Regions from separate parts of the Homo sapiens genome. Here region 1 is linked to region 2. A link is a loop called in an ENCODE intact Hi-C map of the cell type or tissue named here. Cell type or tissue: dorsolateral prefrontal cortex. All regions are shown on one strand.

Region 1 (8,000 bases), 58 kb before region 2:
ATATTCATAGATTTTATTTACAGTGAAATCTGTGAAACCCCCATGGAGTTGAACATGAAGTCTCTGGTCACACCCTTGAATTTGCTATGTTAGTTGTAGTATGTTATAGCTAGGATGACTTTATCATTTATTGTCCAAGCCAGAACACTTTTTAGAGTGAAAGGGGGCAGATTTTATAACCATAGTAGAATAGTGGGCATGAACTTGGACTCTTTTGGGAATATAGACATTTATAGTTCTTCTACTTATTGCAATCAATATAGAACTGGTTGGTTATTAAGATAGGTTAAATATGCTTTTCTCTTTAAAACATTTCTATTGGTATAGCAAGGGAGTAGAACAAATAGAATCAAAATGAAATATGCTAATAATGATTCTCTCTTTCCATATTGTTTAATTTCTGAAAGAAATCTTTAGAGGATACATTTCTTTTTCAGGGTATTTTTTGGCCACCTTTACAGAGGATTCAAAATGTTCCACTCTTTTATGTGTTCAAATCTAAGTTTCTCTAGCTGCTAAACTGTTAAACTTATATTGAATTCTAGTGTGGTTTTCCCAATAAAATGTTCTGGAGAGTATTAAATGTCTTTTAAAAATTCTTTAAATTTGAGGTTGCCTTGCTCACAAACTGCCAGTAGCAAACGTTTATATACCATCTCATTCCAAATGCCTATTCTTGGCTTTGCATCTCTCTTTATACTAGCTCCATTTCCCATTCCTCAGCTGAAATTTTTGCTCTTGCACATTCATCTCTTCAGTGGCTCCTAAATTGTTGATGTTCATGCTTTGTTTCCATTGGTTTTCACCACGATTTGCCATTTTCTCTCTTTCTGCCTGCCCAGATGCTTCCCTTTCTTCCAAGGCCCCTGTCCTCTGCCTGCTCTCTTTGTGGGGGCTGTACCTCATAATCTAGTGACTCAATTTTATTTTCAGTAATTTGGGTATATTATGAAACATTTTTTCACCCAGATACAAGGATTAAATTTGGTCATATATAAAGATTACTCTTCGCATTGTAAAATACTATGTAAATATTCTTCAGTATTACTCTAGTCTTTTATTTTTGCTCAGATTTTATTAGGGTCTGCTAATTATTTTATGTACAATAGTCTCTCACCTCTCCAACAATATCATATATAGCTTAAGGGCAGAGAGCATATCTAAAGTTTCATTATTCCCCAATCATGACTAGAGATGTGATGAACACAGAGAAGCAAATAATTTATTATTTTTTTAAATATTGAACATTTTACATCTGTCCCCCATCTTCCCTGTTCTTCAATTTCATCCTTCTGACAAAGTTTGAAATAAGATTTGCTAAGTATTAAACTGGAAGGTTCTTTTTATTATGGTTGTCAGTCAATTAAGAATTCTCATGGCTGGGCCCAGTGGCTCATGCCTGTAATCCCAGCACTTTGGGAGGCCAAGGCGAGCAGATCACAAGGTCAGTAGATCAGGACCATCCTGGCTAACACAGTGAAACCCCAGCTCTACTAAAAATGCAAAAAATCGGCCGGGCGCAGTGGCTAACGCCTGTAATCCCAGCACTTTGGGAGGCCGAGGCGGGCGGATCACCAGGTCAGGAGATCGAGACCATCCCGGCTAAAACGGTGAAACCCCGTCTCTACTAAAAATACAAAAAATTAGCCGGGCGTAGTGGCGGGCGCCTGTAGTCCCAGCTACTTGGGAGGCTGAGGCAGGAGAATGGCGTGAACCCGGGAGGCGGAGCTTGCAGTGAGCCGAGATCCCGCCACTGCACTCCAGCCTAGGCGACAGAGCGAGACTCCGTCTCAAAAAAAAAAAAAAAAAAAAAAAAAAAAAATGCAAAAAATCAGTTGGATGTGGTGGCATGCACCTGTAGTCCCAGCTACTTGGGAGGCTGAGGCAGGAAAATTGCTTGAACCCAGGAGGTGGAGGTTGCAGTGAGCCAGGATTGCACCACTGCACTCCAACCTGGGCGACAGAGCGAGACTCCATATCAAAAAAAAAAAAAAAAAAAATCTCACACAGCCTGAAATTTAAAGGCTGAGTAGCTCTCTGGGCAAACAATAGTGGCAGAGGAGGGCATTCCAGACAGAGCATAATATATGCAAAGGCAAGGAATCCCAACATCACGGCAGGGTAGAAAGTGTAAGGAAGTCTGAAATGGTTGAGCGTGTGCTAGGTGATGATATCTGATGGTGGGGGCAGAAGTGGGAAAAGTTGGTGAGGGCAGAGGCTGATGGGCTTGCCGATGGAGAGAACTGAAGGATTTAGGCAGGGGATGTCAGGATATATTAAATAAATCATTCTGATGTCACTCAGATAGCAAATAAGAATGTTTCATGCGATAAGCCTTTCAGGTATAACTCACATTTATTATAACTAGAAACTTGATATTTGGGGCACAGCTGTACATTGTAAAACCTACCAAGATAAACTTATGATTAATATCTCTGTTATTCTATGATCAACAAGTATAGATTAAACTGTAACCAAGAATAGTGAAGATGTGATAATAGATGGCATCTTTTCACAATTTAACTTAGTGTAGCTGTTAAACAAAATAACTATAGTTCTAGGCTGGGTGTGGTGGCACATGCCTGTGATCCCAGCACTTTGGGAGGCCGAGACAGGTGGATCACCTGAGGTCAGGAGTTCAAGACCAGTCTAACCAATATGGTGAAACCCTGTCTCTACTAAAAACTACAAAAATTAGCCGGGTGTGGTGGCATGCTCCTGTAGTCCCAGCTACTCGGGAGGCTGAGACAGGAGAATTGCTTGAACCAAGAGGCGGAGGATGCAGTGAGTCAAGATCATGCCACTGCACTCCAGCCTGGGCAACAGAGCGAGACTCCGTCTCAAAAAAAAAATAGCCATAGTTCTCATGATGTTACATGCCAGAGTTACGGCATTAAGTGAGACTCATCCATTCGACTGCTACTTCAAGAGTAGGGGCTGTCCCTTAAAAGATGGGTATTTTTTAGGTATTTTTTGTACCATTTACTTGTAAATATTTAATTACAGGAAAGATTATAGTTTTACTAATTATCTGTTCTCAGTCTTTTCTATTTGCCTTTTAGCACGTCCACGCCAGTTGTATAATTCAGTTGTTAATGCATTGAACAAAGCACAGTATAAGATTTTTGCTAATATTTAATGCAAACTTGCATGCCTGCTGTGGATAATCTTACAGTGAATGAAAATACCTGGCTCATTTTCCTTATGAAATGAGGTTAACTGACCATTCTGATATCTAAGAAAAATAGCTTTCTCCAGCTTCAAATAGAAATAGCATACTTTATTTTTTTCCCTTTTGCAAGAAACAGAGAATAGATAACTTTCTGATAACTTCCCTAAAATATCAGACCCATTGCTTCATTTTCACAACAGTAAACAGTTTTTTTTTTTGTTGAGTGTTTATGTTATGCAGACCTGATTAAACACATGATATAAAATGTATCATACCGATACCTTGTGATGTGAATATATTAAAAGCGTAAGTAATATCATACAAGAGAAGTTCACAAAGTTAGTTTGCATGCTTCTTTGCTTCTTATGTCAAATGAAAAGAAAGATTAGGAAATGTGCTTTAAAAAGTCTCTTCATAAGCAACAACAAAAAAATGTTTGCGTCATGAGAAATTTGAACTAACACTTCGTTTGGTGGTAAAAATGTGTTTGTATTCTCAGAGGCAAATCTTAAAGAAGGCACGTGACACAAAATGTCAATTGTGTATTTAAATAAAATTTCTCAACATGTAAGAAGTTTTGTTTTTTTTTTTAATTTGGCTTAATGAGCTTTCTGGTTGCAAATATTTTTTGTTTTCTAGTTGCAGTGTGGTGTGGAAGAGGTTTTTTAATAGGGTTATGTCTCATGTTTTTGTTACAAAGACAACTTTTTATTTTAGAAAGCAGGGCTGGAATAATGAATGTTAGCTTTTATTTTGAGTTTTCTAAACTACAGTTTCTTTTTGAGTTATCTTGGAAAAATGTTGCTTTTGCAGTTTTAGATATTTTTTTACCTTAAATGCATTGCTGGTATAATAAAATCTCTTCCCATTCAGAGTAGCTGAAACTTTTCCCAAGATGGATTTGAGCAAAAGCAGGATTAAAAACAAGACAACAAACAAAATAGGACACGAGAGTATCGTTGATGAGTAGATCAAAATTAATAGGGTTCAAAATGCTGAAAATATATCTCTCAAACTTTTCAAAATCAAATTTCTGCAATTATCTTGCAGTAATTTGAAGAAGAAAGAATTTTTATTGCTAGGAGAATGGAAAAACCAACAGTCCTGTAGTACATTTTAAGAAAAGGGTTCTTTGTCACGTTTGAATAGAGTATGTGTGTGGAGTTTGCTCTTTTTTTTTTTTTTTTTTTTTAGCAGAAAAAAAATCTACAAGTTGGCAGTTGGTTGTACAGATTTCCTCTTTGTGGTGGAAATACTGGGATGTTGTGGGAGAAAACCGCTGTCCATCTTAACACAGATGCTAATTGTATTCTGTAATTCTTCTTGGTTGCCATTGCGATGTTCTTAGCTGCCTTTTATTTGTTGTTTCTCCAGGACAGAAGTGATTACTAATTACGTATCATGCTACACAGAAGAAGTAGGCCATTTGGTTTTCTTTTCTTTTTCTTTCTTTCCTCTGTTGTTATTATTATTGTTTTTTTTTTTTTTTTGGAGAGGAAAGTGAAAGGCGGCTTAGAGGTTTTAATGCTGCTGCTCATCTCTACATGCCTAGGCTGCTTCTCTAATTTGCATGGGTACCTTGGGCATTGTCCTGAGGGGCTGGGGTAGTTTGACCTCCTCTTTAGTTTAGTGACCCTTGTCATCTTGCTGTTCATTCCTGGGGCCTGTTTAATGCTAATTAGGCCTTCAACCAGTTGCTGTTTACAACTGTGTGCTTTAGAAAGCAGGGCCTTCCCCAAAGACCACATTGGTGGTCCTAAGCTAAACTGGTAGAATTGAAGACCTCCCCCATCCGCAGAGAAAAGCCTCTTCACACTTCTATTTATTTAGAAATATGTAACAGTCACACCATTAACATAAATAAATAAACAATGAAGGATTGAATATTTGACTCTGATGCTTCCTAATGATGGCTGGATGCTTCTTAGGAAAACTTAACTTTGAGGTCCTAAAAAAACAGATCATCTCAGCCTCTCCTCCCACTGTGAACACTGGGTAAAGATAGGGCAAGAGTGTTTAAAAAGAGGACAGTTAAATGGTCCCAGGTTAAGAAATATTTATATTATGTTTATCTACTGTTTGATTAAACTGATTGAACAAAACGAAAAAATTCAGTGGACTCTTATGTATGATATGTATCGGATGGTACTAAATATAGGTCTCAGAATTGATTACAGGCTTTATTCAGTAGACATTTTATCTTCATTTCAGCTGAGAGCTTTGCTAGCCTTCCTAGTGTTTGGATAAAGGAAGGAACAGGAACTCTAAACAGAGCTCTTTGGCCAATACTGTCTCTAATACTCCTCCTGCCTAATTTTATGAAGTTATTAACTGATGTTTGTACAAGTCAAAGATCTCACTCATGATCACTTTGGAGAGCTGATTACAAAGGCACATTTTGAAACAGAACTTCTGAGATCAGCGTTTGGATAGTCATTGAACCACACTATCTCCAAGAAGAGGATAATGAAAATAAATCTCTGTCCTATGGACATTGATATTTTCTACCTTTTCTAGACTAAGTACAATGTGGATGGCTATTTGTGGCGTTATGATTCAAGGCTTGTGTGATGCACAGTGCCTTTGAGTTACTTCTAAGTAGCCTCTTTATTCCTAATTTTGATAATGTGACATTTATTGCAATGAAATTAACAAAAATTATTGAATGTTCCTTTTTGCACAGAGACAAGATATGGAGTTTATAGAGGGAAATGCCTTCATTTAGTCTTTCATGGGTATAATAAATATAATGTTGACAAGCTACTTTGCTTGATAAACTTGTTTATATAGTTTCTTTCACAATGAAAACAGGGTACATTAGAATTTTTGATTAGAAATGCTTCAATTAAGGGCAAATGAACTTGGATGCTAAATGAGTTTGAATAATTTCCTGGACTTTGAGGGAAATTAATAGGTATTTAAAAAAGCAAGTAGGGCTGGCCATTTAAATAGAAGTCCTTAGAACAATTCATAGTATTAGAAGATAAACCTATTTTTGTGTAGGTGCTGGGTAGGTTTAAATAATTTTTTTGTAGCTGTTTTAACAAGAAGGTATATGCCTCTGTGTGTGTGTGTGTGTGTGTGTGTGTGTGTCTGAGAGAGAGGGGTGGGGGTGGCAGACAGCGTGCTTCTAAGCCTTCCTGAAGATCCTCCCTTGCCTCTTGTCTCCTTCTCATATAAAAAGGGGTTGGCTGGAGGCAAACCTTCCCTTTTGTTGCCATTGATCTGACACTAGGATATTTTGTAGTCCAGTGAGTAGAAATGTGTCCCAGCTGTAAGATTCTGATTGTGGATTTTTCTTCAGTAGGTTACTGATCTTTCTTTATGCCTAAATTCACATTCTTCTAAGTGGAGGATTTACATTTATGATTTCATCTGGGTTTAAAATCTGGCCGGAAGCATGGTTATGTGTTTAATGCAAATCCGGGGGAAGAGTGCTTCCTACTAAGTTGTCATTTCATGAAGAATTTAGCTTACTTATTTTCTCCACCATTTGAAGGATCCTCAAGGGGGTGATTTTTTTCTCAAGGGTACAAGCTTCTGCAGTAAATGAAGTGAAGGAATGGAGGAGCAACTGGGAAGGGTGGGGAGGAGGAGGATCAAAGCAGCAATCAACCTCAAATGGTTCTCTCCTAGTCTTGGTTTGCTCAATTGTTGAAATATGGGATTGCACCTCTCTCTGCCTGCTATGTCCAAGATTGTGATACATGAGAATGTTTATAACAATATTCTACAAGTTGTAGAATGGAGTACATGGATGATGAGAATTCTGATTATAGCTATATTTTCCATTAATTATTAGCAGACATGAATATGTAGAGTGGGCCTGCTGTAAACTGGAGTGGTTCTTTTTTTTAACCAGTTCACATCATCATTCCAAAACACATGTATACTACATATATATTTAAAAATATACACAAATAATACTTGAATAGTATATTTTGAATATTGTAAGTCTAAAATAAATGGAAACCCGAATAATGTGACAGAAATAGAAGTTCCAGATATTTTTCCCATACCCCAGTTAATTATTTTGTGCAACTCTTTCCTTTTTTGGCATGTGGAAGCCACTTTGAAAGGCATTGGCTAGGGGACTATATCTTAGAGAAGGTGTGTTGGGAGAACCTGCATATTAAGTGGAAAGGATACATGAAATTGACATGGTATATTATGGTTAAGTATATCTCCTACATGGAGTTGGGTATTAGGTCTCATGTAATTACTATGATCGCACGGCCTGATACATCGGTGTTTCCTCCTACCTTGTAGAAAATAGAGGGGTACAATTTGATACTGGGGACTGGTTTCCTGCTTTACTGCCAGTGGGAAAGCTGAAGTTGTGAACATTAAAAGGAAGCAAGACTTCTAGCTTTCCTCTTTCTCATTCACCTTAAAGCCACCTCTATTTGTAGGCGAAGGGTAACTTCCTTTTAACTTCCGTCTTGAAGTCTGAAAGTGGTTAGGAAATGTGGGGTTGGTATGTTGTCAGAGCAATTCCATGCTTCATTTTTGTATTTGGAGGTTTTAATTTTTCCAGCGTATTTTCAGCTGGAGTTAACAGCATATTAATTTTTTGGTGGAGAACACTGGCTTTATTACAGAATTCTGCCCTGCAGCTTTCTGAGTTTCACTGATTTCCTTGCGTGTGTGTCTTTTTTTTGTTTGTTTTGTTTTTGTTTGTTTGGTTTTGGTTCCAAAGGCTTTAGAATTTTCAGAAAATAGCTTAGTTTACAATTTCTGTGTCTTTTTGTTCAGTTTCCAATTGGGAATAATAAGAGTGAACAACTGAAGGCTATTACCTGGCATAGAAGGGAAGAGACTTTTCTTA
Region 2 (8,000 bases):
ATAAATTATGTCACATAAGCTGTAATTCATAGATATTTATCATCATTTTATTATTTTTTTTTTTGAGATGCAATCTTGCCCTGTCGCCCAGGCTGGAGTGCGGTGGTGCTATCTCGGCCCACTGCAACCTCTGTCTCCCGAGTTCAAACAATTTTCCTGCTTCAGCCTCCTGAGTGTGCACCACCATGCCCAGCTAATTTTTGTATTTTTAGTAGAGCTAGGGTGTTGCCATGTCACCCAGGCTGGTCTCAAACCCCTGAGCTCAGATTGATTCCCTCACCTTGGCCTCCCAAAGTGCAGGGATTACAGGCATGAGCCACCACACCTGGCCTATTGTCATCATTTTAACTCGTAGCTATTATCACTATTAGTCCTGATTATTATGTGTGCCAAATATAATACATAACAATACTGAGAAAATACTTTAAGGGTATAATATCTAATTGTAGACACTATAGCTTTTTGATTATCTATTGTATTTGTTTTCATTGATGTCTAAATTTGCACTGTATTTTGTTGTTGTTCTTGGTGACATCTCACTGACTCATTGACTCTTCCTTTCTCCTAAAATGTCCCAGTATTTTTCCATGCAAATGCTGCTGACTCACATCTTCCTATCCTGTAGCTGCTAGATTTGGATCCAATTTTAGGTCTTAGGATTTAATCCTATTCCTATTAAACTTAGCTTTGTTTAACTTCAGTTGGTCATTTAATTCTTTCAGGATCTTTTTGGATACTGGACCCTGTTAACCTAATCATTCCTCCCTGCTTAGAATAGAATCAACATTTTTTTCTTAAATTAGGCGTTCTTTGCAATCTGATTTTTATTTACCTGATTATGAATGTGATGCATACTCCCTATGGAAATTATCGGTCACTTGTTGGAGTTCTATTGGAGACACAATATTTAGGCAGTTCGCATTGATATGGACATTGCAGTTGGTAAATCGCTGTTGCTCCCTGCCCCTTGAGACTTCCCTCTTCCTTGACCCCCTTATGCCCCCACTTGACGTCACATAAACCTCCGCATGGTCCAGCTTATGGAAGTTTAATGCTGCACATAGCAGAGGCCCTGTAAAGCCCTTCTCCAGTGCTGTGGCCAGTACCCATTCTCTACTAGTTGTTAATATTTTGAATATCACCCCTGGGTATAACATTATATGAGTAAAATACAGTGTCTGTGGGGCTCTAACACCATGTTTCATGTTTTCCTTTGATAATCTAGCAAAAAATAAGAAATAGCAGTAATTTTTATTTACTTATATGCATACATAAAATAGTTGAAACTTCGTAATGCCTCTGGAGAATGGAATAGCTTGTATGCTTGTATATGTTAGTCAGGAAATGATTTTGATAACCCTTTTAATGGGCTTGGTTAAGCCTAGCTAAGTGAGACACTTAGTGGCCTTCCAAAGATATCCACATCCTTATCCTCAGCACCTGTGGATGTGCTAACTTACATGACAAAAGCAACTTACAGATATGATTGAATTAAGAACCTTAAAATTGAATATTATCCTGGATTATCTGGTTGGACCCAGTGCATTCACAAAGATCCTTATAAGGGAAAGAAGGAGGCTGGAGAGTCAGGGTCAAAGGAGGAGATGGGACAAGGGAAGTCGTGGTTGGAATGATGTAATCAATTTCTGGCTTTTAAGATGGAAAAATGGGCCCTGAGTGAAGGGATGCATGTGGCCTCTATAAGCCGGAAAAGGCAAGGAACTAGATTCTCCCCTAGAGCCTCCGGAAGGAATACAGTCCTGCTGATGCCTTGATTTTAGACCACTGAAACCCATTTTGGACTTATGACCTCCAGAATAGAAATATAATAAATTTGTGTTTGTTTATCACTAAGTGGATGGTAATTCATTACAGTAACAATAGGAAACTAACACAGATCAATATCCATTTTGGGGATTGTAATTTAGCCCCTTTGCTAATAATTAAAATTATCTAGCTTTCATTCTTTTAACAATAACTACAACTAACAGGATAGAAAAAAAAAACAAAAGACAATTTGACCAGCCTTCATTCCTTCATCACTGCTGAGACAGGAAGGTTTAGGACTTTGTGTAGTAGGTTGTTCTTTCTCCCAAGCCTACTCAAAATATTTTACTGCTAGTCTGCCATCACTTTTTTCCTTTTCATCCTCGAATTCATTTAGTTTCTAATTAGTAAAGTATGTATATTAGTCATCAGGGACAAAATAAGACCATGTTAGATTAAAAATGGAAGTCCAGTTTTCAGAATGACATTTTGACAAAAACTGAAGCCTATTCTTGGAGCCTCTCATTGAGATATGATTTGGACATATGGTCCACTTTGTCATAACAGCAGCTTTTGTTCTTAACATGAATTATACTAGAAGCTGGCTTAGCATGGGTTTAACCATCTACTGCGGACCAGTTGATGCAAAACAATTACTAAGGCTGAAGTTCAGGAAATAAGATTGGATTTACAAATTAAATGATTTGATTCAATAAATGTGTACAATGGCTGGGCATGGTGACGCACATCTGTAGTCCCGGATACTTGGGAGGCTGAGGCTGGATGATCCCTGGAGCCCAGGCATTCAAATCTAGCCTGGGTAACATAATGAGACCCTGTCTCTAAAAACAAAACAAAAAAAAGGTTACGATGATGACCTCTCAGGAGACTTAAAATATTCAATTAACTGTCTGTCATCCCAGAGTTGAATTCTGAATGTAGAAAAATTACAAAGATTAATTTGGCATTATTGTAATTGTCTGTTTTTGAAGTTGCTATTTAAAGACTGTAAAGGCTTTTGGTCGATAGAAAAGTCAATAAATGCAGACTGCTCCATGGTGAAATCTCTTCCATTCCGACAGCTTTCCAGTATGTTGCACTAATTTTGCATCATTTAAACCTTTTAAATATCAGTAGCTGCCAAAGAAATGGACCAAGGGGAATTGACTAAAACAAAGTTGTGCTGCTTTATTGTGTATTATTCTTTTAGGATTATCTATTTTATTATTTTAAATCAGTAAATTATACATGGGGGCAAATGGCTTCCCTAGTACAGGGATCTCATGTTTGGAGATTATAGAGTAACAGAAGCAGCACTAGAACAGTAGTTCGAAGATGCAATTTTTTCATAATTTTGCTACTTGCTGTGAAATCTTGGTTGAAAATCTTTATTTACATCACAAAAAGATGGGAGAAAGCATTTGTGAGAACACATAATGTATATAAAAAATACTTGGAAATCTAGAAAGTTCTTCACATACATTAAGTAATGGTAGTTGTCCTACAAACTTCCCTATCCTTCTTCTCCCCTCCCTTAGCCATTTTTGGGGTCCAGATGGGATCACAAGATAAGGCAGGCTGGTGCAACCAGTGCTCACTTATTGTGGGGACAGCATCAGTGTCATGTCATCAACACCCTGTGACAACTGTGGCTTTGTTATTCTGATGTTGAATTACTCTCCTATCATTTCCCTCCCTCAAAATGACTAATGCACCATAATCAATGTAAAAACAGTGTTAGTCCCAGAATAGTTGTTTGTGAGCATAATGAAGATAATGAAACTCTTGTTTTGCTTGAAAGTTAGGCTTTTAGTTGAGTGCACTCCCTACCATGATGATCGTTTTCAGCATGTGGAGCCCATTAAGCAGTGTTGGAGCTGGATTCACAGTTTAATGTGCTAACACTGCATCTGTTTCTACCCTGATGATAACCCCTGGATCAGTTTATAACTTATGTAGAAGTTCAAGATGTGGTGTAGTTAATTTCTAAAACAACTGTTGATCTTTATATGTGTGAACCCCCTGGTCTTTTACATTCCAGATGAATCCATTGCCATTTGAATATGTTTATACCTGTATGTGCTTTCAGAGTGGGAAGTAAAAACACATGTCCCCTCTAGGGGCTTTATTTTCACTTAAATTCTTCTGCAGGGTGACAGTGATGAGCTTATTAATATTTTTTCTTGTTTTTTTTTTTTTTTGAGATGAGTAGGACGATGGCTTTATGGTGTACTTTTGTAACCTTTATTAAATCTTCATCTAAAATGAATTGCTGATGGATGATTTCCTTCCTGCTTTGTCAAAACACATGCATATTCTCAGTCCAAGCCATTTATGATGCCATAAGTAAGTTATTGATTCCTCTTGGGAGCTGTGAAATGCCTGGGCATTAAAAATTAAAGAAAGGTGATTCTGTTACTGAGGCTGCATGCCTTATCTCTGTGGCTAGCTAAAAGCAGAGTGCCAGTTCACTGGAGCTTTGAAAAATGACTTTTCCCAATGACCTGCTGCCTTTTAAAGACAGCAGAGTTTGGAGTTCCTTTTTAAAGTGGTAAATGCGCTTAGAGAGTTGTACTACAGTTTTATTCCCATTAGAAAGATTGAACTTCTCCCCAGGATGCCCTCAGAGGGGAAACCATTAGAAGACAGGACCACTATAACATTTGGTCATCCTATTCTGTTATTCTCCCCAAGGCAACTTTTAATGTTTTTCAATGTGAGAATCTATCTATTCTGAGTAGAGTGACCATAGTAAAGTGCATGACATTCCCTTTTTTCCACAGGTGATCAGATTTCTGATCCTAGACTCTTCTAGGTTGTATTTTAGGCCATCATAAATTATAGCCAATTTACTCCCCACCTGTGTAGGGCTGACTTATATGAAGGGTGTAAAGAGGGCACTTTCAAGTATTATGTTGACCTTTATTTTTATTAACAAAGATACAAGAGGTTTCACATTGTCCTGTTGTTTAGAAGTGGCCATCTTTAAAAACATAATAAAGTGTGTAATTGGAAATGCCTGGCTAGTTCTTTTCCTAATTTGTGCAAGAAAAAATAGGCAGAAGACATTATGGTTGTTTTATTAGAATCGATTATCTTTAGTCAAGAAGATGTACCCAAGGTCAGCTTCTTTGGTAGTGTGCAACTGTCATCCTTCTGATGAGTCTGCTTCCCAAAATATCTTAATTAGGCTGTGAACAGTGATATAAGTCCTGTAACTTCTTTTTATTTTATGCTTTTTGATCACCTCACTTAACCTTGCTGTCATCCATCTTTCCAGCTGAGTTTGGCTGCTGTGAACATCATTCTTGTGCTCTTAGATTGGCTATTGGGCTTAATTTATGATTAATGCAAGCAAAATTTCACATGGGTGCAGCGTGGGAGAGAGGAGCAAAGTCCTAGAGAATATGCAAAGAGGAAAGATAAATGATACCAGTAACTGCATGCTATATATAGGGGTATTGACCAACATTTCAGGAAAAAGTGCTCGCCTACAGCATCCAGGAAGGCGAGGCAGGTGAATCACTGTAACTGAAGCAGTCATTTGTGAAGCCCCTACTGTGCGTCATGCACTGTGCTTTGGAGTTAACCTAGTTACCTTATTTACTGTTCACCATAAACAACATTTTTTAGATGAAAACTTGAATCCTAACAGCTAGTAAGTCCAAGAGGAATGATTTCAATCAAAATTTGGCAAACTCTAAAGTGTGTGTGTATGTGTGTTTAACACAGTGTGGATTTGGGGAGTTGCTTCAGATAAGAGATGAATGTAGACTTTTGTTTTCTTCACATATTGGAGTAAAAAGTTAGATTGGTTGTTCTTAGATTTCTCTGAATACCATCTTCCATTCTTATGTTTAAATTTTACTTGTTCATTTTATGCCTTGTGAATTTATTTAATTAGCACGGTTACTTGTACATAGAAAAAATATTATTTTATTGGCAGTGGCCAGGGTGACAGAAATTATGTTTATTGTGATGGTCACGATTGAATAAAAATGATCTCATGGTCCTGGTTTTGGGATTTCTAGTCTTTGCAGAGGTTATCTGATGTAGTAGTCATAGACATGGAGAGCTAAAAAGGCACTGCGCGTATACACCTGTTCCAAGTATATGAATTTGGGGTCAGCAAAAGGCTAAACTATACCATCACTTGAGATTTTACTTTTGTTTTGTTCCGGTTTGTTTTGTTTTTCTTTGAGGTGGAGTCTTGCTCTGTAGCCCAGGCTGGAGTACAGTGGCGTGATCTTGGCTCACTTCAGCCTCCACATTCCAGGTTCAAGCAATTCTCCTGCCTTATCCTCCTGAGTAGCCGGGATTACAGGTGCCTGCCACCATGCCTGACTAATTTTTGTATTTTTAGTAGAGACGGGATTTCACTATGTTGGCCAGGCTGGTCTCAAACACCTGACCTCAGGTGATCCACCCACCTCAGCCTCCCAAAATGCTAGGATTACAGGTATGAGCCACTACACCTGGCCAAGATTTTACTGTTCTTAAAGGGACATGTTAGTGCTTCATAATTTATCTGTTCATAACTGAGATCTGAAAAAGCTGATAGTTTTCACATAACATTTATCATATATGTGTATATATCAAGTGCCTGCTATGTGATTTATTTAAAGGGCTACAGAATAAAACGTGTTAGAGCTCCCTGAAATCTAATTTATTTCTTGATTATTAAAGTTTGGTCAAGAAATGATATAAAGATTAGAAAGTACTACAGTATATATTAGGATGTCAGTAAATTTTAATGCTAGAGTTAATATCTCTCTTTCTCCCCTCATTCTTGGATGAAATATCTCTTGCCTTCCATGACAAATTAGAGTTGCTGGTGGTTTGCAGACCAAATGTTTGGGTACTTTGTGTAAGCTCATCTGTGTTATTTTTAAATTAGAGTGTTTTCCTCCTTGCCTATCTGTTTTTCATCAGCGCTCGCATATCCGTGTGTCCGAAAAAACTCTGATTTAGCTGTGAGGCTGATTTTAATGTAGGGATGTCTGTGTACCCTGTCATCACTGGCAGCCCTGGTGAAACTTCCCATGTTTCGCATGTGTGTTGCTACAATATGTTCAAAGTCTGATCTTTCTCAGATGTATGTGTGTGTGTATAACTATTTTATAGCTGAAAAGGGATGCAGGCAGCAAAGTCTCTGCCAGAATATGTTTTCTATTTAAATTTTGTAATATGAAATTATAGGTTAGCGTTTGGCTCTCATAAAGCTGCCTTTTCCACCCGTCACTGCAAGACAAGTAACACCTTCTTTTGACTCAAGTTTTCCAAGATTCCTTAGTGTTAAAAGAAGACTTTCTTTTTGAAATGCAGAAATTAAAAGAATATGGTACAAAAGTGTTTTTTATAGCTTTATTGAGTCTTGAGGGCAGATATATGGATTCCAGACAAAATGCAATAATAGACTGGGATTTTACTTTCAAATCGTCTTGCAAACACTTCTCACTGGAGATTTATTGTACATGTGGAGGAACACAGGCTGCTTTGAAGGTTAAATGGAGTAGTTTGGAGAACGGTGTTCAAGTCCTTTCTGCCTCTTATTAAGTGTATGCACTTCTTTAATTAACTTAACCCCTCCAACTTCAGTTTTCTAGTTTGTAGCATTATTGAAGATAAATTGAGATAATATGTGTGCTTTGTAAACTTTGTCAATCTCAATGTAAATATGATGTGACACTAGTGTTTTATTGTGTCTGTTTAGTTAGCATTAGTGCCTTGTTGTTGTATTGGCCCCATTGAGTGATTCAAATTTTTTTTTCCTCTGGTAGAGAATCTAGACAAATTCTGTCAGAACTGAGAATAAGATACCTCTTAAAACCCTATTTACAATCACAAAGCAGTTCAACGAGTCATCAAAAACAGCAGCAGACATAGTATATATTGTAGAAATATGGCTTGTACGTGAAATGTAGTTTTCCTGAAACTGAAAGATAAACAGTATATAGCATATGTAATAATATGGTACTGTCTCTATGGTATAGTAGGGCTTATTATTTTTCTAGGGCTGCCGTAACAGACCACCACAGACTGGGTAGCATAAACAATGGAATCTTATGTTCTCACAGTTCTAGACTTTAGAAATCAAGATCATGGTGTCAGCAGGTTTGGTTTCTCCTGTGGCCTCACTCCTTGGCTTGCAGATGGCCACATTCTTGCTGTGTCCTAGCATGGTCTTTCTTTTCTCATGTGCATTTCTGATGTCTCTGTGTGTGTCCAAATTT

What was found. A loop is a pair of places that touch in the nucleus more often than their neighbours do. Peaks named below come from ENCODE experiments on the same cell type or tissue, not always from the same donor. Only the 100,000 strongest peaks of a DNase experiment are listed, where the experiment ranks them.
Region 1: a loop joins it to region 2, with 3 times the contacts of the local background. A loop is called at or near these places in 2 of 110 quality-filtered maps.

The regions. Positions count from the first base shown.
Region 1 is chr12:82,777,057-82,785,056 of GRCh38, forward strand. The region is part of intron 1 of TMTC2 (transmembrane O-mannosyltransferase targeting cadherins 2); the gene reads left to right. Among named protein-coding and RNA genes, the nearest start is that of TMTC2, 94 kb to the left of the region's middle. In dorsolateral prefrontal cortex, CTCF peaks have their summits at 4,475 and 4,674; no DNase peak of the experiment used is centred here; H3K4me3 peaks cover 1,389 bases; H3K27ac peaks cover 7,242 bases.
Region 2 is chr12:82,834,832-82,842,831 of GRCh38, forward strand. The region is part of intron 1 of TMTC2 (transmembrane O-mannosyltransferase targeting cadherins 2); the gene reads left to right. Among named protein-coding and RNA genes, the nearest start is that of TMTC2, 150 kb to the left of the region's middle. In dorsolateral prefrontal cortex, a CTCF peak has its summit at 3,611; a DNase peak (open chromatin) is centred at 3,370; H3K4me3 peaks cover 585 bases; H3K27ac peaks cover 8,000 bases.